Linked DNA regions of Mus musculus: all the other regions are linked to region 3. A link is a loop called in an ENCODE intact Hi-C map of the cell type or tissue named here. Cell type or tissue: heart. All regions are shown on one strand.

The links. Peaks named below come from ENCODE experiments on the same cell type or tissue, not always from the same donor. Only the 100,000 strongest peaks of a DNase experiment are listed, where the experiment ranks them.
Region 1: it touches region 3 in a loop (2.3-fold over the local background); 2 of 42 quality-filtered maps call a loop at or near these places.
Region 2: a loop joins it to region 3, with 7 times the contacts of the local background. A loop is called at or near these places in 7 of 42 quality-filtered maps.

The regions. Positions count from the first base shown.
Region 1 is chr17:26,928,179-26,936,178 of GRCm38, reverse strand. It overlaps Kifc5b (kinesin family member C5B), which reads right to left. Exons shown (of 11, transcript NM_053173.2): 11 at 3,600-4,075. The coding sequence ends at 4,031. Phf1 (PHD finger protein 1) reads right to left here and starts at 3,052. Exons shown (of 15, transcript NM_009343.3): 1 at 2,645-3,052; 2 at 1,811-1,985; 3 at 1,644-1,725; 4 at 1,453-1,548; 5 at 1,025-1,125; 6 at 782-930; 7 at 544-639; 8 at 361-429; 9 at 137-260; 10 at 1-55. The coding sequence starts at 1,969. It overlaps Mir6968 (microRNA 6968), which reads right to left and starts at 707; the gene lies at 640-707. In heart, a CTCF peak has its summit at 4,211 (motif pointing left); DNase peaks (open chromatin) are centred at 557, 2,068, 3,128, 4,158 and 2 weaker places; H3K4me3 peaks cover 2,518 bases; H3K27ac peaks cover 1,124 bases.
Region 2 is chr17:26,239,450-26,247,449 of GRCm38, reverse strand. Fam234a (family with sequence similarity 234, member A) reads left to right here and starts at 3,208. Exons shown (of 13, transcript NM_001206335.1): 1 at 3,208-3,444. In heart, CTCF peaks have their summits at 3,323, 3,672 and 3,919 (motif pointing left); a DNase peak (open chromatin) is centred at 3,239; H3K4me3 peaks cover 1,689 bases; H3K27ac peaks cover 1,326 bases.
Region 3 is chr17:27,198,047-27,206,046 of GRCm38, reverse strand. Lemd2 (LEM domain containing 2) reads left to right here and starts at 1,609. Exons shown (of 9, transcript NM_146075.2): 1 at 1,609-2,388; 2 at 4,370-4,410; 3 at 6,609-6,684. The coding sequence starts at 1,629. It overlaps Gm34736 (a long non-coding RNA gene), which reads right to left and starts at 1,178. Exons shown (of 4, transcript XR_385492.4): 1 at 880-1,178. In heart, CTCF peaks have their summits at 1,613, 3,854 (motif pointing right) and 5,037; DNase peaks (open chromatin) are centred at 1,556, 2,361 and 5,068; H3K4me3 peaks cover 2,584 bases; H3K27ac peaks cover 1,996 bases; H3K27me3 peaks cover 276 bases.

The DNA.
Region 1 (8,000 bases), 270 kb after region 3:
TGTTAAGAGCAGAAAGGAGCTGGGAAGAGCGCTCTCCCTTGGGAGTATCTGAGAGCTGAAGAAGAGGGTAAATGGGTCAAGGAAGCAGACATTCCTTGTCCCTCCCACCCCAGTTCCCACACTTTAGAACCCTTACCTCCCCCAGGAGCAGACTGTCCCAATTCTCAGAGGTGAAGGGGAGGATCTCTCGGTCAAAATCAAAATATTTCTTCTTACAGCAAACGCTGAGGTGGTAGAGGACAAGATGGGCCACATCCACCCTGGAGGAGCATGGAATTGTCAGCAGCATCGGCGCTATCAAAATCAGGGGTCATTAGGGTAACATGGTGGACAACAGAAATGAATCACAACCCATCTCACCAGCGAAGCTGTAACCTCCGGACCTTCTCAGGGCCGCCCCGGCACACACAGCACTCAAATTCATAGAATCTGCACATGGGCCAGGACAGAGGATGCACCTCATTCAGCCCTCTGACCCCGGCTGCAGAGGACTGCGGGAGAGCACAGGTGGACTCCCGAGCATGCGTGCATGTCCTGTCTCACCTGTCTCCGTAGAGGAGGGGCTTGCTCAGACACTGGGTGCAGGCCTCATGGAACCACTGGAGGCAGCTCCGGCACTGCAGCATTTTCAGGTTCCACCTGGAGGGGAGACAGCGCTTGTGGCCCTCAGACAGCCTTCTTGAAACCACAGGGCCCCCTCGCCCCCTGTTCACCCATTTTCCCGGGCTCTGCCACCACAACAACCCCCATCCCATAGCTTGACAACACCCTCTCCACTCACTCTCCAGGGCCTCCACAGTAGCAGTAGCTCTGCTGTCTGTTGCTCAAATGTCCAGCATCCCAGTCCAGCCCTTTTAATCCGTATGGCAGGGAGAGCTTCATGCCCAGCATGGCCCGGGCATAGGGACCTTTCTTCAGTGCGCCTCCCCTCTGCAGAGGGACAGACAGATGGAGACCTCAGAGAGGCAGGAACGGAGGAGAGACCACAGGAGCTTCCCACACAGGGGCAGAGAGGCACCTTTACCTTAGTGGCGATTGCAAAGACACACTGGCGGCATACCCAGGATGCGCCCTCTCCTTCTCCAGGGGCCGGGGCCCTGGGAACGTGACAGTCCTGGTGATAAGCTGAATAAGGACAATGTTGAGGGTAGACCACTGTGTGCATCTAAGTCCTGCTGTGTGTGTTATCCTGACACTGCAGGTGAGTCAACAAGCTTCTCACAGCTGAGGGCCTAGCCCAAGGAAGCACGGTTAAGAAAGGTAATGTAAGCCCCTCAGCTTTGCATGGCCTGGGTCACCTGATCTATGGCTCCCTCGCCCTGTTCTGAGAGATGTGGTGACAGGGTGAAGACTGGCCAGGACAGGAGACATAACTCATGCTATAAGGCAGGGCTAGTGGCAACCCAGAAGACCCAGGGCAGACTGCACCACCTAAGTATCCTGGCCTCTCACCATGGCGACACTTCTCACAGCTGACCAGCCGGTTCCCAGGTACCACGGTCTCAGAGCGACACACACAACAGAGCAGCTCCTCCCCAGGGAGGGCAGCTGTGAGGGAACAAAGTGTCAGGAGGCCTACCAACAACCAGTGTCCCCACCCACTCCAGCTTCTGCTGTCACAGGCTTCAGTCTGAAGGTCTCACCTGGGCTGATATCCTTCCATAGAACCAGAAACTGGGAATCGTCCTCAAACTGGACCAGACACACCTCTCGAGCACTGTCCACCTGGAATGGGTGCCCAGTGATGCTAAAATGGGAATGAGAACTGACTGGAGACTGGGAAGGCAGTGAGATCAGAGGTGGGTCTTACCTTTTTGATGGTACCCAAGTACAGCAGCCCATCAGTCCATCTGGCCAGCACATCTTGGCCTTCCCAAAGCCGAGGTCTGGGGCCTGAGGTGGGAGCAGGGGAAGCTGGATCCCAGAGAGAGGGGGCACCCAAACGGCTCAGCCGGGGGAGCTGCGCCATTGCATCCTGGGGGGGCCTATTCCAAGATAGGATGGTTAGAGTTATGGGTGCTGAGAAAGTTTCCCTGAGCTCGTTGTTTTCTCTTATGGATAAAGAAACCCTGTTCCTGGTGGAGCAGCTCCAACGCCCCAGTCTTCTAATCCTGAGCCCTATAAAGGTGGGTGGCTCTGGTCAGCTTCTCGACTCTACTCTTTTCCATCTCCCCTGCCTCGTTTTGTAGTTTCCCAGCTCCTAGGGACTCAGGTGAAATGATCTTTGCGGAATCAAGGTTACCGCTTAGCTTCACCTTGCCCAGCTGTTTACAGGGATCCTAAATGGGGCAATCTGTTGCCCAGAGATGTTTTGGGAGCTTTTCTGAAGACGTTTCCCGAGTAGAAACAGCTGCCTCCCCAGGCCTGTGTGTCTTATTTAGAACCACCACCCTGGTGCCAGGTGATGTTAGGTCACCCTCAAATTTGGGGCTCTCTGACCCGGGATTAGATAACTTCCCTGAGTGCCCCAAGAGGGGGGCGTGTCCCTGTCCAAGTCTCTACTCCCCTACACTGTCAGTCCAAGGAGGGACTTGAGTCGCCCCAGCACAGACCCTAAGCTGAGACCAGGAGGCTCTCCAACCCTTCTTCCTCACCGACCCCCAGCTCCCTGCCCCCCTCTCCAGGCCTCCCGCCTCCTCCTTACCGGTGACAGCCGGGGCAGCTGGAAGCCAGGTAGGGTCAGACTCAAGAGACCTGGATGAGTCTCCGGTGCGGGAAGACTGAGTGTGAGCGCCGGGGGGCGTGCAGGCGGAGGCCAGGGGGTCCCCGGGCCCAGCCCCTCCGTCCTGGCGGCTCTGGGGCGTATGACGCAGCAGCCAAAGCAGCAGCAGCGGCAGGAGGAGTCGACAGAAGGAGGGAGGAGAGTGGAGGGTGGGGAGCACCAGGGGGAGGAGACGACAGAGGGACGGGCAGGCAGCACCTCCCTCACCTCCAGCGGGCCCGGAGGGCGCTGCGCTGTTGGGGGCGCGGCCGGTCGCGGAGGTCGAGGAAATCCCTGCAGCCCCTTTTTCGGATGGGAGGCTTGCTCTGGGTCAGCAGGAAATAACCTTCTTGGCAGCTAGCCTGCAGGTCAGGGCCGGGCCCCGCCCCATGCCACATCCGTTAGCTGCCCCGCCCCCGTGGCCACTCCAAGCTCCGCCTCCGCACGCGGCACCGCCCTCCCCATTCACGCTGCCTGTCGCCCCGCCCTTCTGCGCACGCGTAACCCCGCCTGTGCGCCGCACCTGGGCACACGGCCACTCCTCCGGCCGCGAGAGCACTGGTGTAGGTTTGCTCCTCCTGGGAGGGAAAGGACAAGGGGCTATTTGGAACTAGTACTGAGTTAGTGACGTGCCCACACCAGCCAATAGGCACTAGGCGGCACGGAACCATGGTTCGAACCGGTGGGCAGGGAAAGAAAGAGATTGTGGAGTGCACTGGCAGTCACACCAGACAAGAGCATTCCTGTTCTGGGCTGGGGCTGGGGCCTGGCAGTCCTAAGAAATTGTTAAGAGGGCCCAGTGCCGAAGGGTAGAGAAGAGGCATCAGGACGGCAAAGTGTGCCCCACCAAGTGAAAGCCCATAGCCTCACTCTGCAAACACATCACAATGGACATTTCTACGTGCTTACAGTATTTATTTACAATACCTTCCTTTGGCAGCTAAAACCGTTAAGTTAATAAAACCGTTTAGAGCTGTAACAAGGGCCGGGCTGGGAAGATGGCTGGGCGGTTAAGAGCACTGACTGATTTTGCAGAGGACCCACATGTATTCCATAATCCCAGTTCTTGAAGGACCTGAAGCCCTGTTCTGAACTCACTGGAGCAGGAGACATGCACATGGTGCATGCATATACACTCAGGCAAAACAACTGCACACAATTTTTTAAAATCTAAGATTAAGAAAAGGATTAACATACAAAAGATTATTCTTTATTACATAATAAATACCCAGTAATATCATGTCTCAACTCCCACCCACCCCCACCGAATAAATACACACTAAAACAGAGACGCATGCGCACTGGCTTGCAAGGGCTCTGGATCCGACTTCACTTCTTATTAGCCTGAGCAGTACCAATGACACACTGGTTCACCTGTGGACAGATAAACAGGGTCACACAAGGTCAAGGGTTACAGATGAGAAGCCTTCCCACTCTGCCCCGTGCTGGGCCCACATCTGAATCTCTGAAGTCTCTGTTATGGAAGCAGGTCCAGCCTGCCCCCTGGAGGGATGGTGATGCTATGTCCACTAAGCCTGGAAGAGACCGGACTGAAAAGACGAAGCTTTATAGTGCTGGCTAGTTTTTATGTCAACATGACACCGGCTACTCCTCATTTGAGAAGAGGGGACCTCAATTGAGAAAATATCCCATCAGATTGGCCTGTGAGCAAGCCTTTTCTTAATCAATGATTGATGTTGGAGGACCCAACCCTAGTGTGGGCCAGTGCCACCCCTGAAAAGGTGGTTCCCCAATGAGGTAAGAAAACCGGCTGAGGAAGCCAAGAGGAGCGAGCAGTAAACAGCACTCCATTATGGCCTAAAGAAGTTACTGATCTGACATCCCTGGACATGGACTAGTTCTTTCTATTTCACCTTGTTTTTGATCATGGAGTTTTATCACATTATTAGAAAGCTAACTGAGACACCTACACAAAAACTACAGTAGCAGAGAGGTCTCCATTTTCAGCAACACCCTGGACTAGACACACCAAAGCACTCCTGTCAAGACATTAAACTCCTTTGAAAACTAGAGCTCCTGGGGCTGGAGAGATGGCTCAGCAGTTAAGAGCACTGACTGCTCTTCCAGAGGTCCCAAGTTCAATTCCCAGCAACCACATGGTGGTTCACAACCATTTGTAATGAGATCTGATGCCCTCTTCTGGTGTGTCAGTGACAGTACACTTACATACAGGAAATAAATAAATCTTTAAAAAAAAGAAAGAGGGGCTGGTGAGATGGCTCAACAAGTAAGAGCACTCAACTGCTCTTCCGAAGGTCCTGAGTTCAAATCCCAGCAACCACATGGTGGCTCACAACCATTTGTAATGAGATCTGACTCCCTCTTCTGGTGTGTCTGAAGACAGCTACAGTGTACTTACATATAATAAATAAATAAATATTAAAAAGAAAGAAAGAAGGAAAACTAGGGCTCCTGAGGAAAAAAAAAATCACCACAGAAGAAAATTGGAGACATAGACTACTAGGTACAGATCAAAGGATACATGAGTGGTGGGATTTTTATTTAGTGGTAGAGAGCTTGCCCAGCCCAAAGAAATGAGACAGGAGCTAACTTGAAGGTCCTCATACTGACCAAAGATGTAGCACTGTGATGATCAAAGACGGATGGGTGTCAAGTATGTACACACCTATAATGCATGCCTTCCTAATAAAAGCTTATGGGCACATATGGAGTCACTCAGGATAGGAACTCAATAATGAAAACCTATAGAGGATTCAGCATCTTGAGGCTGGAGAGACAACTCAGTATTTAAAAGCACTAGCAGAGGACCTGGGTTCAGTTGTTAGCACCTACATGGTGGCTCACAACAACCCACTCCAGTTCCAGGAAATCCAATGCCCTCTTCTGACCTCCTCAGATACCAAGTACAAATGTACAAACATCCTCCGCAGGCAAAACAGTCACATGAAATACAACTTTTATTTCCTTTTTCTTTTTTTCTTTTTTCTTTTTGAAACAGGATTTCTCTGTGTAGCCCTGGCTGTCCTGGAACTTACTCTGTAAATCAAGGTAGCCACAAACTCAGAAATCTATCTGTCTCTGCATCTTAGTTAGGTGTTGGGATTAAGGGCATGTGCCACCACACACAGCTAAATATTAATAAATAAAGAAATAAATAAATTTTGCAGCTGGAAAAAGGTCCTGAGATTAAGAGCACAGGCTGAATTTCAAAGGTCCTTGGAACCACACAGCAGCTCAGCGCTGTCTATGACTCCAGTACCAGGGAATGCAGCCTCCTCTTCTGGCTTCCTTAGGCACCAGGCACACATAGTGCACACATATACAAGCACACAAAATACTTATCCAAAAAAGAGCTGCATGCACCTTTTCCTATACAGCATGTCTGCATGCATGTTTCCCTTCACCTCATGCATGTCCACCTCAGCACAGCACATTCCCATGTCAGCGTCAGTTAGTCCATACCTTTAACGCTTAACAGGCTACAGCTATTCTAACTCTGATTCAGACCTCTGCTTCACGTGTTCACAGACTGACCCACAACAGCATCTGAGGAATGCTTTTACTTGGTAAGGGCTTCTTTGTAAAAAAGTCAGTAGTAATGAATACTGATTAGAAATCACCATTCTAAAGCCCTCTAACAAAATAATGGATGTAGCATTACTATTTCATAAACTCACTACTGAGAACCAATGAGCCTGGACACAGGTCTCGGTCTCAGCAACGGACAGGCAGGCTGGAGATGAGCTCCAGGTGAGCCTAGGCTACCTGGGACCTGCCTCAAACAGGAAATAAAGGAGAGATGAGATGGCAGTGGCAGCAGAGGAGGCAGCTCAGGGATAGAGCACTTGCTGAACACACACAGGCTCTCTGGGAGACCTCTAACACCACCAAAAAAAGAAAAAAGAGAAAAAAAGTTAAGCAAACACTTAATAAATGTAGAACTAGACTGGGTACTTATGATGTAACAGGCATACCAATTGTCCCAGCTATTAAATAGGTCAAGAATTTGAACTAGAATTACCAATCTAACCAAACCAAATCTCTAACTACCAAACAGCAAAACGCTGAGGGGAAGAGTGAGCAACCAGGACACAGACATCCTGCCTCAAGTAAAGACAGCCACAAGAGGCACGGCCTCACAACACAGTACAGTAAACAAGTACTCCCAGCAAACAGACCCATCTCCTCCAAGTGAGAGGATGCCCGCACTAGACAAACCTAACGCACAGACCTTCTGAGGTGGTTGGGAGAGACTGAAGTGGACATCACGACACGAGTACGGCCAGGGAAGCAGCACCACCTCCAGCACTTGGCAGGTGGAGGTAGAAGATCATGGCTGCAGGATTCCATCACTCTATGAACCCACAGATTTGTGTGATTTACTGAAAAGAACCTGCTTAGTTGAGGTGTGGCTCAGCCTCTGCACACACCTCTAACCCCTCTGGCTGGAATGCACTCGCCCTTAGTACACTCTTTTAATCTCAAACAATGAAGGTGAAGTGAGTTTGTAGAAGGAAGCACCCATGTTTGAAAGTGATGTCTAATTGAGTGGCAGACAAAGTGACAAATCAAAGAAAGATTTGATAGAATAGGATCTGCCCAACTCAGGAGAACAGAGAGGAAGAGGGGGCTACTTAAGAGGGGCAGTGCAGAGAGAGAAGTGGAGAAAGGCAGCTTTACTGAGACAGTTTTACAGAGCTGGCTGCAGAGAGAGAACAAGCTGGACACAGGTGAAGTCAGACGAGCCAGAGTCTGAGAAGGAGCCAGAAGATTCGCACAGACTGCCAGACCTAGCATGAGGAGGCCAAGCAGAGTCGATTTAGGAAAGGCTGAGAGAAGCCAGATTGATCAGTCAGCGTGGAGAGGAGTTTCAGCCACAACAGTGAGTTGAGCCAGCCGGCCAGAGCTCAGAAAGAACCAGAAAGGGTGAACTTATTCAGCATTAAGTCTCAGAAGCTGAAATCATCCTAGGCCTAGATTAGACTGAAGGAAGGCTAGAAGCTTCCAGGGCCAGGACCAGGTTAGCAGACAGGGGCAGTAAACCCCAGAGACAACAGGAGAATGAAAGTTCTATTTAGGAGCTGGAGAGATGGCTCAGTGGTTAAGAGCACTGGCTGCTCTTCCAGAGGACCTGGGTTCAATTCCCAGCAACTACATCACAGCTCACCACTGTCTGTAGCTCTAATTCTAGGCCATCTGGTACCTTCAAACATACACGCAGGCAAAACACCAATACACATAAAATAAAAACGAAGAAATCTTAAAAGGCATGAGAAGCCGACTTAGCATCCCTCCTGTCCCATACAGGGCTGACATT
Region 2 (8,000 bases), 960 kb after region 3:
GTTCTTTTGACAAATTTTAGCAATAAGATAGTTAGAAACAATGGCACTTGGGTACACACTGCAATAAGCACTTATCAGTTGTTTTTGCTAAAATGTATTTACTCCTTACTTGGGTCCATAGGATAAATAAATAAAAGTCGGAGAAGAAGCTGGGTGATGGTGTGGAGCGCCTTTAATCCCAGCACTCAGGAGGCAGAGGCAAGTGGATTTGTGAGCTCAAGGCCAGCCTGGTCTACAAAGTGACTTCCCCTAGGACTACATAGATAAACCTTGTCTTAAAAAAAAGAAAGAAAGAAAGAAAGAAAGAAAGAAAGAAAGAAAGGAGGACTAGTGTGTCTGGATTCATTTTGTCTGTCTGTCTGTCTGTCTTTTTTACTTTAACTGATGACAAATATTAATGATTATCCTCAACCTTTCTGCTCAAACAAGTCCCAGGAAGAAAAATTTGGATGGACAGCCCTCCTCCATCTTACATGTGTCTGCTATATCCAAACATCCTTTCACTTGTGTCTGCTTCAGGAAAACAGTCGGTTTTTTGTTTTGTTTTGTTTTGTTTTGTTTTGTTTTTTTAAAGATTTATTTATTGATTATACGTAAGTACACTGTAGCTGTCCTCAGACACTCCAGAAGAGGGAGTCAGATCTCGTTATGGATGGTTGTGAGCCACCATGTGGTTGCTGGGATTTGAACTTCGGACCTTCGGAAGAGCAGTCGGGAGCTCTTACCCACTGAGCCATCTCACTAGCCCTTGTTTTGTTTTTTAAGATTTAACGTATATGAGTACACTGTCACTATACTCGGACACACCAGGAGAGGGCATCAGATCTCATTACAGATGGTTGTGAGCCACCATGTGGTTGCTGGGGATTGAACTCAGGACCTCTAGAAGAACAGTCAGTGCTCTTAACCACTGAGCCATCTCTTCATCCCCCAGTCTTTTTTTTTTTTTTAATGTGTTTGCTTTAGCAAGACATTCTCTCAGCTGGACAGTGGTGGCGCATGCCTTTAATCCCGACACCTGGGAGGCAGAGGCAGGAGGATCTCTGAGTTTGAGGCCAGCCTGGTCTACAGAGTGAGTTCCAGGACACACAGTAATGAGTAATTATCCACAGTAATAAGACTGCACCATCAGCAATAAATAGATTAACAATTTAAAGTGTATTGAGGGTTGGGTCTTATCAGTGACAGTGATAAGAGTGTTTGCCTAACATACACTGGGCCATGGGTTAAGCTCCCATAACCTTCCCCAACCTTCAGATCACTAAGTGTAGTGTTGCAGGCCTATAATCCCACCAAATGATAGAGGCAGGAAAAACAGGAGTTTAAAACTAGCCTTAAATATGTAAAAAAAAATGCAAGGCTGACCTGGGCTAAATAAGAACTCCATCTTAAAGAAGAAGAAGAAGAAGAAGGAGGAGGAGGAGGAGGAGGAGGAGGAGGAGGAGGAGGAGAAGAAGAAGAAGAAGCAGCAGCAGCTAGGGTTGTACCTGAATTGGTAAGGCGCTTATCTACCAACCACAAAGCTCTGAGTTAGATTAACAGCACTATATAAAATCAGTGTAATGGCACACCAAGAGGAAACTTCTAGTTCTTTAGAAAGTTAGCTATGCCAAATGATGGTTTGCTGAGACACACGGATGAAAGGATGTCTTTTTTATTTTTTATTTTTTTCATTTTTCTTGAGACAGGGTTTCTCTGTGTAGCCCTGACTGTCCTGGAACTCACTCTGTAGACCAGGCTGGCCTCAAACTCAGAAATCCGCCTGCCTCTGCCTCCCAAGTGCTGGGATTAAAGGCGTGCGCCACCACTGCCTAGCTGAAAGGATGTCTTGATAAAGCAAACACATAAAAGACTGTTTTCCTGAAGCAGACACAAGTGAAAGGATGCTTGTTGGATATAGCAGACACGTGTAAGGACTCTTGATAAAGGAGTATAAATGTGACCCCACAGACAGTGGGAGAGGAGCACTGAGATTTGGTTTGCTCTGCCTTGCTATTCTTTGCTAAAGACACGCATGTATTTGTTCGCCTTACATAGCATTGTTGAGCTCACCTTGTGGTAACACTGCCATTGAGAGAAATTATCCAAAGAACTGCTTGTGAGGTTCCTATGGCAGCTTGCAGCTTCTGCGGCCTCACATCAGGCTGGTTGGCAAATCTAGAAGTTTCTTCAGGATTTAACTACAGCTGCCTGGTGTCTGCTTGCTGAAAGGACTGGACTGAAGCTGCTGGTTAGTGTCTGGTGTCTGCCCCCCTAGAGGACTGGACTGCAGCTGGTGGTTAGTGTCTGGTGTCTGCCCCCCTAGAGGACTGGTCTGCAGCTGCTGAATTGTACTTGGTGTTTGCTATGGGACTGAACTGCTGCCCAAGAAGATCTAGCTCACCCCTAAAGAATTATTGCTGAACCGGTCCATTTCACCCATATCCTAATAACTTTTCTCTTCCACTGCCTCTGCTGGGTTGTAGGCTAGAGGAGAGGTTGGACCCTTATTAAGAGTAGGTTGCAGCCGGGCATGGTGGCACACGCCTTTAATCTCAGCACTGGAGAGGCAGAGACAGGCAGATTTCTGATTCGAGGCCAGCCTGGTCTACAAAGTGAGCTCCAGGACAACCAGGGCTACACAGAGAAACCCTGTCTCGAAAAACCAAAAAAAAAAAAAAAAAGTAGGTTGCAAAAAATTTATGCCTACTCAGAGAGTAAAAGTCCTTGCCAAGCTATTGTGCAAGCCTGTAACCTAAGTTCGATCCCAAGAACCCACATAAAGGCGAAAGTGAACCAGCTCTACAAAACTGTCCTCTGATCTTCCCTTTCTGTCGTAGTGTGTGTCTCTATGTGCCTGCGTGTGCACTGAGGAAAGAAAATACCGTGGCCAGTAAGTGATCGGAAAGATACGCAGGCTAGAAAAAAGAAGCCTTAGCATGGGCCTTCTGTCTTGTCTCCATTCATGGATTCCTGGGGTTAGTATGGGAACACCAGGCCTAAGCCATCACAGCATTATCATGCCAAAATGCTCCTGCACAAACAGGCTCTCTGCTCGAAAAGGGCAACACTGGACACAGTGGCCGTGTTGCTAAGCAACCGACTCAGTCAACAGAACGGAATCGCTGTGGTACGCCCCTTCCGCTGGCAGGAAGTGACGCACAGTTCAGGTGGGCCGAACTAAGGGGGGGGGTCACAGCCTCTCTGGGGCGGGGCCTACTGCGGGGCGGGCCTCCTGGGTGGGCCCAGTGGGGGCGTGGCACGCTGCCCTCGGGGCCGGGCGGACCGGGGTGCGCCGGGGAGGGGCGCTGCTGTCCGGCGTAGTCTGTACTCCTGTTCAGCCGCTGTCCTCCCGGGAACCTTGGGGATGTGGATCCCGGATTCCAGGGACCGCAGTTGAGCCAGCCTCGCCAGTCCTGTACCACTTGCTGAGGAGCAGGATCTCGCGGACAGGTCCGAGAGCAGGTCAGGATCGGACTAGGTAACTCTTAACGCGCGAGCTGGTTCCGGCCAAAGCCGTCTGCGTTCGATCGCCCGGAGCTAGTGGGGGCCAGGAGCGGGTCCCGCCTCCACTTGCAGCTCACAGCTAAGGTCGGCCCCGCCTGAGCTCCCAGAGTAGCAGTGCACAGGGCCTGGCACCCTCAAGCGTGCTCAACTTGGCCAAACAAATCTCTGCTCCGTCGTGTCTGTTCCCTGGAGGGCGCTGTGGTGACCCGGAGCGACAGGGGTTGACCTACCAGAGGAACTTTGTGCTCCGGTGGACATGTTCCTTAAATCCTAACGCTCTTTGGGCCCCGTGTGTTTAGTATCAGTGAGAATCAGTTCATGTTCTTCAAGTTCAGGCCCAAGGCAGTGAGGTGGGTACGGTCAGGAGTGGTTGGTGATGGGGTTGTCTTCATATTCCACCCTCACAGTTCTAATGTTCTTTTAAGGCCACCACCGCCTCCTGCTGCCTTGAACTGGAAGCAATCTTCCTGCCTCATTACACCGAGCTGTCTGTTTCTTCTCTGTACTGGCGTTTTTTCTTACTCCTTCCATTGCCTCCTTGTATTCCTTATATGTTGCTTTATAACAAACAAGAAGTTTATTGGTTTATCCTAGCAATCTTTATCCTAGGTGTGGTGGTGGATTTCTGTAATCCCAGAAGTTGAGGCTGAGACATATGAATTTGGAGTTTGAGATAAGCCTGGGCTACAATATGCGGTCTTCCCCAAATGCACAAAATAAAACAACCTTTATTAGTCAACACTTTCTGTGGGTAGGGAATCAGTCTACCTGGGTGATGATGGCCCAGTAACTCTCGCCAAGTTGGGGGATCCAAATCCAAGATAGTGGACTCAAAAGACCAGTGGCAGGAGTCCTCATTGTTTTCTGTTGGTATCTGCCTTCCCTCAGAAGAGTTATCTGTAAGGGAAGTGGGGCGATAGGGAGTGATAGAAACCACTGTCATTATGACCCAGTTTGCAAAGTCTAACTCCCCCCTCCACATTCTTTTTGTATTACTAGGTACATAGGAGGTGGGTACAGCAGAGCTTATGAAATGAGTGTGTGCATGCAAGAGTGAGTGTAGGTGTAGTGTGTCAAGGACAGTGACCTGTAGGGGCTCTCCCTCCTCTATATGGGTTCCAGAGAATCCTCTTGTCACAAGTCTTCCAGTGGTGGAATTTTGTGTCACCATCCCAGAACCCTACTAACCGACCTAGCACCCCAGCTCCTCACCTCCCCAGCTCCCCAACTCTCTTTTGGGAATGGAGTTTTTTGAGACAAATTTTGCTTTTATCCCTGGCTGGCCTGGAACTCATGGTATAGACCAGGCTGGCCTCAAACCAGAGGTGAGCCTCTTTGCTCTTTCAAGTACTAGGGTCTCAGATATATGCTACCAAGTCCAGCTTGTGAATGTTATGTTTTTTTTCTAGAATTTATGTGTATAACTCTGTTGCCTGGAAAAGAGAGAGAGAGAAGAGAGAGAATGTGAGTGAGTGAGAGAGAGAGAGAGAGAGTGTGTATGCACACACCATGGGAATGCCTGGTGCCCATGGAGGTTAGAACAGGGTGTTGGATCCTCCAGAACTGGAGTTACAGATGGTTGTGAGCCACCGCGTGAGTGCTGGGGACTGAACCTGTGAACCAGCTTGCCAGCCCCTTGTGATTATATTTTAAAATCCTGCTACTGACCATGCCTGTGGGGGAAGGGTGCCTACTCCCTGTAATTACAGCACAAGTTTCCACATCGCATTCACATGAGCTTTAGCTTTGTGAGAATGACTGGGGCTTTTCCCAGGGAAGGGAAGCATTCAGCACCCCAGCATGACGTTGGACACTTGGAAGAGCAGACTTCCCTGTAGAAAATGGAACTAGGTAGCTGGGTGTGGTGGCACACGTCTTTAATCCCAGCACTCGGGAGGCAGAGGCAGGTGGATTTCTGAGTTCAAGGCCAGCCTGGTCTACAAAGTGAGTTCCAGGACAGCCAGGGCTATACAGAGAAACCCTGTCTCAAAAAGCCAAAAACCAAAAAAAAAAAAAAAAAAAAGAAAGAAAAAGAAAATGGAACTAGGACTGGCGAGATGGCTCACTGACTGCTATTCCAGAGGTCCTGAGTTCAATTCCCAGCAACCACATGGTGTCTCACAACCATCTGTAATGGGATCTGATGCCCTCTTCTGGGGTGTCTGAGGAGAGCAACAGTGTACTTACATATAAATGAAATAAGTAAATCTTTTAAAGAAAGAGAGAGAGAAAGAAAGAAAGAACTAATCTTCCAGAGAAAAGCATGGTAATAGGTGTTGTCATCTAACTGACATCCTGTGTTTACAATTGGCATTTAAAGTCACCTGATCCTGTAAGGTTTTTCTAATGTGTTTATGAACACATGTGCTAGTAAATAGCTCTCCCGAGAGAGGCTGATGACCACATTAAGGACATGTATTCAGTTCGTGCCTCAGTCTATTTTCTGCCAGCTACCACTCACTCTGCTTTGTCCTTGGGGGGCGGGGCATGATGGGGGATGGGGAAGCAAGGACAATTGTGTGCTCTTACGTTTCTGGAACTCTCTGTGGAGAGGACCCAGAGCAGTGTGAGAGGCAACTAAGCCACAATGCTGTAAAGCATCATAGGAAATGTCCCAGTAGATTCTGGGCACATCTGGGCTTTTACAGATACAGTAGGAGCAAGTAGAGGGGGAAGGGCAGATGAAGGGACAGGTGCAGAGCTACAGCACGATGGGACATGGGAAGGATGACACTAGACAGACAGACAGGAACCAAGGATGGAAAGACCTGGTGTTATCCAGGGTGTTGACTTTGTTCCAAAGTGGCGATGAGTCATTTTGGAATGGTAAAAGGAGTAACATGACCAGCAGATATTTTGGAAACATTTAAGAAAGCTCCAGGATTCACTGTGAGAGGTTTTAAAATGTAACGTATGTGGTGTCTGGGAGGCGCCTGCACCGAGGGCTGCTGAGACAGCAGCAGGTAAGTGCGGCCGTCACCAAGCCTGCTGAGCTGACTTTGATCCCTAGATCCCACTAGGAGATTGAGGAGAGCACCAACTCCTGCAAGCTGTGGTGACTTCCACACGTGATCTTTCTATGTCAAGTGTGAGCCCGTACCCTATACACACACATCAAGTAAAATGAAATAAAGAGGCGGAGCCAGATTGACAGGTTAGATGAGATAGAACCTACAGGGCTTATTAAGTGTTCCAAAATTTACCATGGATTTCACTCAAAATTGATCTTCACACCAAGCATATGGACTTGGTGTGATGTGTTTCTAATCTCCTTTGTAAACTCCTTCTTGGAGTTTTAAGTTGTCATGATATAACACACACGGGAAATGCTGAATTCTACCTAATAACCAGAAAATTGATGCTGACAGTTGGTGTGACTCATCTCTGGAGTGCAGTGTACAGTAGAATGTTCAGAGGTTGGGCATGTGGGAGAAGTGTGCTAGCTCCTCACTGGTTATCTGTTGACTTTAGTCTTGGTAGTTAGTTCACAGAGCTGGTGTTCTCTGCTTTTGTGAATGTATAGATATGTACATTATAAAAGTCTTTTTAAAAAATGATAAAGCAGTCAGGCTTGGAGGCTCCAGCCTATAATCTTATCTTTGCGGAGGTAGAGATATGAGTTTGAGGTCAGTCTCAGCTACATAGCAAACTGAAGGCTAGCCTGGGTTATGAGACCCTGTGGAAAAAAAAAACAAAAACCAGGAAACAACAAAAGAAGATAAGCATGGCCGGGCGTGGTGGCACACGCCTTTAATTCCAGAGCTCGGGAGGCAGAGGCAAAAGATAAGTAAATTGAGCCAATGCTTTAAGCAAATGAATGCAAAATTAGTTATAATTTATCTTAATAGTTTCCCTACTAAATACAGGAATGAAAAGGAATAATACCGATTGATGGGGGAATTGCAGGAAATAAGTCTAATCTAGACTTCAGGGAAAAGTTTATTCCTTGGGCTAATCAGTAAGACCTACCTGAGGCTGTTTTTCATCCAAGCATCAGGTCTGTGTGTGCTGGGAAATTTTGTGTTTCAGTCAGGGAACCATGACCTTAAAATTTGTTTCCCTTGGAGAACTGGCTGAGGCTCTGCCCTTGTTTTGAGATTGTGCTTTGTGAAGAGAGTCAATGGTGGTTCCCTGTAAACAACTGAACACTAACTATCTTTGTCTCCTATCTGCTTGGCTCAGCTAGAAAACCGGGTGCTGCCTGGCTGGTTTTTGTGGGTGTCTCTCTCAAGCATCTCCTATTGGAATGCAGTTAGAGTAGAGGGAGCAGTCCTGGAGGTGGCACAGCCACACAGTGTAAAAGACATCCTTTGTTCTTCGTCTGCTGCTTTTGTAACCTTGGTTATCCTGGAACTGAGTTTGAGGCCAGTCTTTATCATTATTATTATTATATGTAAGTACACTGTAGCTGTCTTCAGACACCCCAGAGGAGGGCATCAGATCTCATTATGGATGGTTGTGAGCCACCATGTGGTTGCTGGGATTTGAACTCAGGACCTTTGGAAGAGCAGTCG
Region 3 (8,000 bases):
GGTATATGTGTTAGGCAATCACTATATCAAATCCGTGGCACTCCGCGAAAACACAGGCAGAGAAAAGGAAAACAACACTTGGTGAGAGAAATCACACCACATGGGAGCAGCTAAGTCAGGGAGAAGGGGAGGCAAACGACAGAAGCCCAGCGGAGCTGAGGCTGTAATTTTCCCAGCTGTGTGGCCGGCACTGAATACTCCTGGGGTTTAACAAGCGACAGAGCGATGAAACTCTGACAGAGGAGCACGGCCCAGGGTCTCAGGGAAGGCAGGGAGGGTGGCAGGTAGAGCTGCAGGGAGATCTCGAGGGCTGGGAAGCTGGAGCTGCAATATTGCCAGGAAAAGGGAGGTGATGGGTGAAGGATGTGGAAGGAACAGCAAGGGGAGAGGGTGAGGCCATGAACTGTGTTTGTTAGATGGTGGGGGGACGGGTAAGGGTAACCACATCACTGCCCCCACCCCCTCAAGGCTCCCAACTCCAACACTGCACAGATTTGTCTAAGGGAGGAGTGCGCTCCAGGCCCTGTCCTGAAGGTCTCTTCTAATCCTTATAGCAGCCCTCTAGGGAGTTATGGGAAGCTGGCTAGAAATGTTAATTGGAAATTACCACACACTAAATGGTTGCAGATTGGAGATCAAACTGCAAGACTCTGCAGATCATCCCCTAAACCGTAAGACACGGGTCTCCCGATCCCATCACCCAAGAGAATTCCAACATTTACGGGAACCTAGGGCATAGGTATTTGCCCCTAAGAGTTCAGAGTATAGGGATCCACCTATGAGGACATTTTGGGTCACCCGTGGCCACAGAGGATCAATCTGTCTCAGAGTTGCACCTTAAAAAAATATATTTATTTTATGTGCGAGTGTTTTACCCACTTGTATGTGCACCAGGTTCATACCATGCCAGCAGAGACCGGAAGAGAAAGATACCAGATCTTCTGGAATTGGAATTGTCCATGACGTGACCAGCCACTGATGTCCAAACCCTAGCTCCTCTGTAAGTGTTGTTACGCCCAGAGTCTTCTATCTCTCCAGTCCCAAGGGTGCACACTCCTGAAGTTTCAGTGTCGACCAAGTGCATGCCTGAAGCTGGCCTGAAGCAGCAGTCAAGATAAGGTCTTGGAGAGCATGCCGGGCGGTTACTCCACCACCCAAATCCGACACACAGCCTCGACGCCCATCCGGAGACTGGCAAGTGGGCCGGATCTCTATTAATGGCGGTGGTTTTCTTACACCATTGAGCTCATCCATTAAGTAAATCAACATTCCATTGAACGTTTACCACGTGCTAACGCTGCGTTAGGATAAACACTGCTAGGTCTGACAGATAAAGATAAGCTAGAGGGCGGGGGGAAGAGATGAAAGCACCTGCACACACAAGTAAAACAAAACAAAACAGTAACCAAACCAACCCTTTGACCTCACCAACATGGCGGCGCCAGGCCGACACAGACGCCTTTCATCATGGCGGACATAGCCTCCATGCGCCGCCCTTCCCAATATGGCGTCCGTGGTCGCCCTTCCCATCATGGCGCGCGGCCCCGCCCGCTCCGCCGCGGCTGCCGGCGGGAGCAGTTCCGGGTGCGGTGCGCGCCGGGGGCGGGCGAGGGGGCGGTGTCCTGGCCATGGCCGGCCTGTCGGACCTGGAGTTGCGGCGAGAGCTGCAGGCCCTGGGCTTCCAGCCAGGCCCCATCACCGACACCACGCGGAACGTCTACCGCAACAAGCTGCGCCGCCTGCGGGGCGAGGCCCGGCTGCGCGACGACGAGCGGCTGCGGGAGGACGCCGGGCCGCGGGAGGACGCCGGGCCGCGGGGCCCCGAGCGGCAGCGGGAGGAGGCCCGGCTACGCGAGGAAGCGCCGCTGCGCGCGCGGCCCGCCGCCAGCGTCCTGCGCTCGGAGCCCTGGCCGCTGTCGCCTTCCCCGCCGGCGCCTAGCGCGGCCTCCGACGCCTCGGGGCCGTACGGCAACTTCGGGGCCTCCGCCTCTCCCTGGGCCGCGAGCCGCGGCCTCTCCTACCCGCCCCACGCCGGGCCCGGGCCGCTGCGACGCCGCGCCTCGGTCCGGGGCAGCTCGGAGGATGACGAGGATACACGAACGCCGGACAGGCACGCCCCGGGCCGGGGCCGCCACTGGTGGGCCCCGCCGTCGGCCTCTGCGCGGCCGCACTCGGCGCTCCTCGGCGCCGACGCTCGCCCCGGCCTGAAGGGCTCGCGCACCGGCTCGGCGGGCGCCGGGCGGACCCGACCCGAGGTGGGCCGGTGGCTGGAGCGCTGCCTGTCTCGGCTCCTGCTCTGGGCCAGCCTGGGGCTGCTGCTCGGCTTCTTGGCCATCCTGTGGGTGAAGATGGGCAAGCCCTCGGCGCCGCAGGAGGCGGAGGACAACAGTACGTCCCGGGCCGGCGCAGGGGAGGGCCCGGGGCACGGGGTTCGCCCACCCAGACCGGCTTGTGAGCCGCGACCGACTGCAGACCCTCACTTTCTGCCTCCACTTTCTGCTCTTTTCTGTTTCCCCGTCTTTCTAGAGTCTCCCTTTCAGCCACAGCCAGGTCCTTCCAAGGGAAAGCCACACGCACACTCTTGACAGTCAGCCCACCCCTGCCCCTCTTGTCTTCCCTGCCTTCGGGGAATGCCTGCCGTGGTCTCAGCTTTGTAGCAGCAAAACTGGCACCACCGGGCCTTCATTTGTCAAAAGGAGTCTGACCCTGCCTGTGGCTCAGGTGTGGGAGAGTTGTTCTAAGCCGAAGCTGGTACCACAGGGGTGCATGTGAGGCACAGCCTCCCCCCCCCCCCCCCGCAGGCTGTGTTGGGAGAGAGCCTGTGAGTCAGGCGACTTCCTAGACGTCTTTGCCCACACTCAGTTACGTGACTCCGCACCCCTTGAGGGGTGCAAGAGAGCGAGCCTCCCGAATAGCTGAGGACTGATGTCTTTTTTTTTTTTTTTTTTTTTTTTTTTGCCTATTACTCAAAAGAAGAAACGCGGCTTTATTTTCTTTATTTTCATGAAAATCTCCCCCTCTGGTATAAGGGGTTATAGTTAGGGTCCGTCTCACATACGTTAGACAAGCATGTTTCCACTGAGCTACACTCTCGCTAGCTGGCTTTTGAAAACGACTTTGAAGCAGGGTCTCCTTAAGCTGTCTAGGTTCACCTAGAACTCACTCTAGTTCAGGATGGCTTCAAACCTATGATCTTGCCTTACCTCCCCCGAAGCTGGAAAGTATAGACCCGAATCACCAGACCCAGATTGTTTTGGGTACAAATTTAGGTATAAAATGACAGTTCGTTTTCTTTCCGAAGCGTGCTCGAGGTTAACACTGTTGCCAGCCTTGAGTCAGGGTCACATTTCCCACAATTAGGAGTAGCTGAAATACAGGGAGAGCCCAACCACTGTCTTCAGTGTTGTGAGGAATGGATGTCTGGGCGTGTGTGAGTCTGTTTGCCACACTGATGCCCAAGGGTCCGTTATCCACCCTGGGAATAGTTTCTGGGTCAGCTAGAGGCTAACAGAGGTGAGTGCCAGCAAATTGTACAGGTGCTGTAAGCGCTCAGGGGATGATGTCACATAGTGTTGGGTGCTACGCTCTGCTTAAGATAATTTAAGACAGGCTTGGGGTCCCTAGAGTTCCCTCCTGTGATAGCATTTATTTTTACTTGACATACTGTCGTTTGTAGTTCATAAAAGACTTTTCCCTATGTTGTCTTGTTTGAGCCTAACTCTCTGAGTTAAGCAACAAAGGCCATTTGGTTTTTATCTTGTTTGTGGGTTTGTTTTGTTTTGTTTTTTTTATGTGTATGGGTGACTTGCCTATGTGTGTGTCTGCACCACATGCATACAGTACCTATGGAGGCCAGAAGAGGGCAATGGAGACTCCAGAACCAGAGTGACACATGGCTGTAAGCAGCCACATGGATGCTGGGATTCAAACTCAGGCCCTCTGCAAGAGCAGCTGAGCCACCTCTCCAGCCCCTTGTTTTGTTTCTTGAGACAACATCCTCTCTGCACCCCAGGCCTGCCTCAAACGTGTGGCAGTCCTGTGTTCATCTTCTGAGTGCTGGGTTTCCAGCAGTGTGCATTCTGAGGAAGGCCCATGCAGTCCTATTTTACAGGAGCAGACACAGATGTTAAGGAGCCCAGGAATCTGTGGCTGCTGGTTCATGTACAGCTGGAAAGAGGCCCCAGCTACCAAAGTCCTTACCCAACATGGGGGAACCCGTGGGCCTTAGAGCCCACACTACACAGGGGCCCCTGAGAGCTGGCTGGTCTCCACCTTTGTGTCAGCTGAGTCCTGCTCCCCCTGGGTCCTGAGAGCTCTCTCCGCTGCCCAGGCGCACTTCTAACCTTCCTCTTTCTTTTCTCCGTCTCAGTGAAATTGTTGCCGGTCGACTGTGAGAGAAAAACAGATGAGGTAAGTTCGATCTGCCTTCTATGAGTCTTCCTGAGGACTCAGAGCTCTGCCAAGAGAGAAACTCGCCCAGATCATGAAAGGATCATGTAAGGGGATCGCTTCCAGAACGTTCCATGAACGTACCGGAATCACATCATGTTCTGTGACGATGTTTGTGTCAGATTCAGTTCTGGGAGCACAGTGGTACTTGAAATATGGAAGGGTGAGCTCCCTGGGTCCAGCCCCGGGCTCCTACCCCTATCAGTGAGAGCATCTGAGGCCCTCGATCTGCCACAGTCAGTCCAGGGAGATGGGCATGGGTGTCCGGCTGGCACTGTGGGGGGCGAGGCTGCCAGCATCTGACCCTGAGAGACTACACTCAGTCTTACCTTCTCTCTGGTGTGCATCCATCTCTTGATAATGTTCAGGTTCCTGCTCTGACACATCAGGGGCCAGTTTGAAGCACGTGGTAAGGGGAATTAGCCCTCTTAGCCAATGTGTTCAGTTTGTTTTATGAAGCCCTCACATCCCCCATAACTAATGTTTGGGGAAGGTGACTGCTCCTCAGCCTACGGATCATGTGAGCAGCGTTAACTCGCAGCTGGGCAGCCGGTTCTGAGGAAGACACGAGGCAGTAAATTTTCAGGTCATAAATCCTACCAGGAGGAGGCGTGTGCTGCCAGAGGGCATGACTTAGCGCTCTAATTATTAAGTGTGGGTGCCAGGCCTCTGCAGCCCAGGGGCTGGCCAAGAAACAGCACTCCTGCGTTGACTGTACCCCTTGTTAATGAAGGACAGCCTGCTGCAGACACCGTTTTATTTCCTTGGCTGCTGCTGTGTCCTGTTTGCGGGTGTTTTATGACACTCCCTTATTGCTCTCATCCACAAAGCAGTTTTGCTTCCCCATTGTTCTGCAGAACCAGGCTCATAATAAGTTTAATCTGCTTTCTATCATAAAACTGGGCTGATGGTTAGACAGTGTGCTCCAGAAACAGGCAGCCAAAGAGACGAACAAATGCAGAAACAAGAACTATAGAACTTTTCACGCAACCCCTCTGATGGTCTTCTGTTTGCCCTTTTAGTTAGACAAGGTTCCTAGTTCTAGTTCTGGGTCCTGCACAGTCTGTAGAGTGGTGGAGCCCACTTGAAGGAAGCGCAGGCTTGCTCCTGGCCTTCCTGTGAGCTACTCAGACAGACACCCTGCAGGTCCCTATTGCACTGTGCAGAGCTAGCAAGCTGTACCCATCAACTGCCTGGGGCCTTGGGCTCCAGACATTCTAGATTTTTAACCAATCCTGCACTGTGATAGGAGGGCAGAGGCTGGGCCTTATCCAGGCAAGATGCATTTTCTGGCTGCTCTGGGCATCCTTGGTCGTCGTGGAGGGCGGGTCCAGGAGCCCACAGGCAGGAACATACTTTCTGGTCCCAGTGAGGTTCTTGCTGAGTTTCCTTTGGGTGGCCTTACTTCACCCAAAATCCAGATAAGCATTTACATATCAGAGAAGTCTTCTTAATCGTGTCTGCAGCCCAGGGTTCCGGCACTGTTTTCTTTCTCCCTCCCACTGTGGGGGATGCAGGGACAGGCTGGGAGTGGGTGTGTTGTCTTAATCAGGCCGTCCTCCCGGCTGGTACTGGATGGCTGGCCTGCTTCCTCAGGCTGCTGTCAGCCAGTGCAAGTGGCTGATATGTGAGCTCCATCGAGTCCTGCTGCAGCTCTTCCTCAGGCAGGGCTCAGACCCGCAGTCCCTGATACTCTGTGGGCTCCTCTGACCTCTGCAAGCCCTGGTGCCGTTGCTTGCTCCTCTCTCAAGAAGTCGGGCCAGAGCCATGGTGGTCGTCTCATTGTGACTCTGCTGTGTCTGCTCCACAGCCAGTCGCTCCGCGCCCCTTGCCCTGCCAGTTGTCCTAGACAACTATGTGTGGGGCTGGGCACATGGCTTAGTCCGCACAGTGAGTGCCTGGCGATGTGCATGAGGCCCTGGGCTCTGTTTCCAGCACTGCGTAAAGCAGGCATAGAGCCACACGCCTGTGGTGGGGACAGGAGGGTCGGAATTAAAGATAATTCTTAACTGGGTCTTGGCCAGCCTTGTCTACATAAGACTGCCTTAAAAACAAAAAGGCCCCTAAAGTTTAGAGGTGTTCCTTGCTGTCCAGGCGGACGTGGCAGTTTGGCTGCAGACGCAGACAGACCCTTGACCAGTGTCTCCCCTGCCTTTCAGTTCTGCCAGGCCAAGCAGAAGGCGGCCCTGTTGGAGCTGCTGCACGAACTGTACAACTTCCTGGCCATCCAGGCAGGTGAGTGGCCACCGCGCCCCTGGCTACAGCCACCACGCAGACATGTCCCTTCAAGCCCTGTGGGCATTCAGTATGGGCCTGGATCTTGCGTCTCAAACTCTTCTCTGGGTCTACAAAAACATGGGCCTCTTGGCAGGTAGGAGATTCTGTCCCTTCATGCTTTGGGGCCTTGTGTTGGTTGGAAGGCCCAGGCCTTGGAAATCCCCTGGACCTGAGGCACTGGTCCCAGGTCCCGTCCTTGCTTGTGGGCAGCCTGAGGTAGAGGTGGTATGCTCCCCAGTAGGTCTGAGTAGCTGTCATCCCTCTACCTTCCAGAGCTGGTCCTGGCTTAAGCCATCAAGGGCCCCTGCTGGAGTCTCACTGCGGCTGACCAGGAATGTGAAGCGCCTCCTTCATCCTGTTAGAGGTGTCCTGGCCCTGGGGGTGTGTGAGGTGACTGCCAGGGTCCTGCCCACAGGCTGCTTGGAGCCTCCTAGGACTGTGCTGAGAATGATGGTTCTTTGAAAAACACAGAAATACTATAGGAATATGTTTTCATTTTTAAAAAAGATTTATGTATATGAGTACACTGTAGCTGTATAGATGGTTGTGAGCCTTCATGTGGTATTGGGAATTGAAGTTTTGTTTTGTTTTGTTTTTTTAAGATTTATTTATTTTATGTATGTACACTGTAGCTGTCTTCAGACACACCAGAAGAGGGCATTGGATCCCCATTACAGATGGTTGTGAGCCACCATGTGGTTGCTGGGAATTGAACTCAGGACCTCTGGAAGAGCAATCAGTGCTCTTAACCGCCGAGCCATTTCTCCAGCCCAGGAATTGAAGTTTTTAGGACCTCTGCTCACCCTGATCAGCCCTGCTTGCTCTGGTCAACTCTGTTCTCTCAGTCCATGCTTATTCCGTTCCAAAGATTTACTATTATACATAAGTACACTGTCGCTGTCTTCAGACTCACCAGAAGAGGGCGTCAGATCTCATTACAGGTGGTTGTGAGCCACTGTGTGGTTGCTGGGAATTGAACTCAGGACCTTCGGAAGAGCAGTCAGTGTCTTACCCGCTGAGCCACCTCTCCAGCCCTGTGTTTTCATTTGAATCCCAGGTATGGGATCTGGGGCTGCGTCACATTGTCCATAGCTGCAGACCTTGATTTGCCTCCTGCTCTGGCAGGGGCGTGGGTTTGCCAGCGGCAGATAGTTTGGAATTCTGGGTCCTTTTCAGAGGGTATATAAATGCCAGGGCCTAGAGAGAGAGAATGGGTTGTTGGTTGCTGCTGGGTGTTGCTGTTGGCTGTGGTTTGTTAAGTAGTGGCCTGCAAA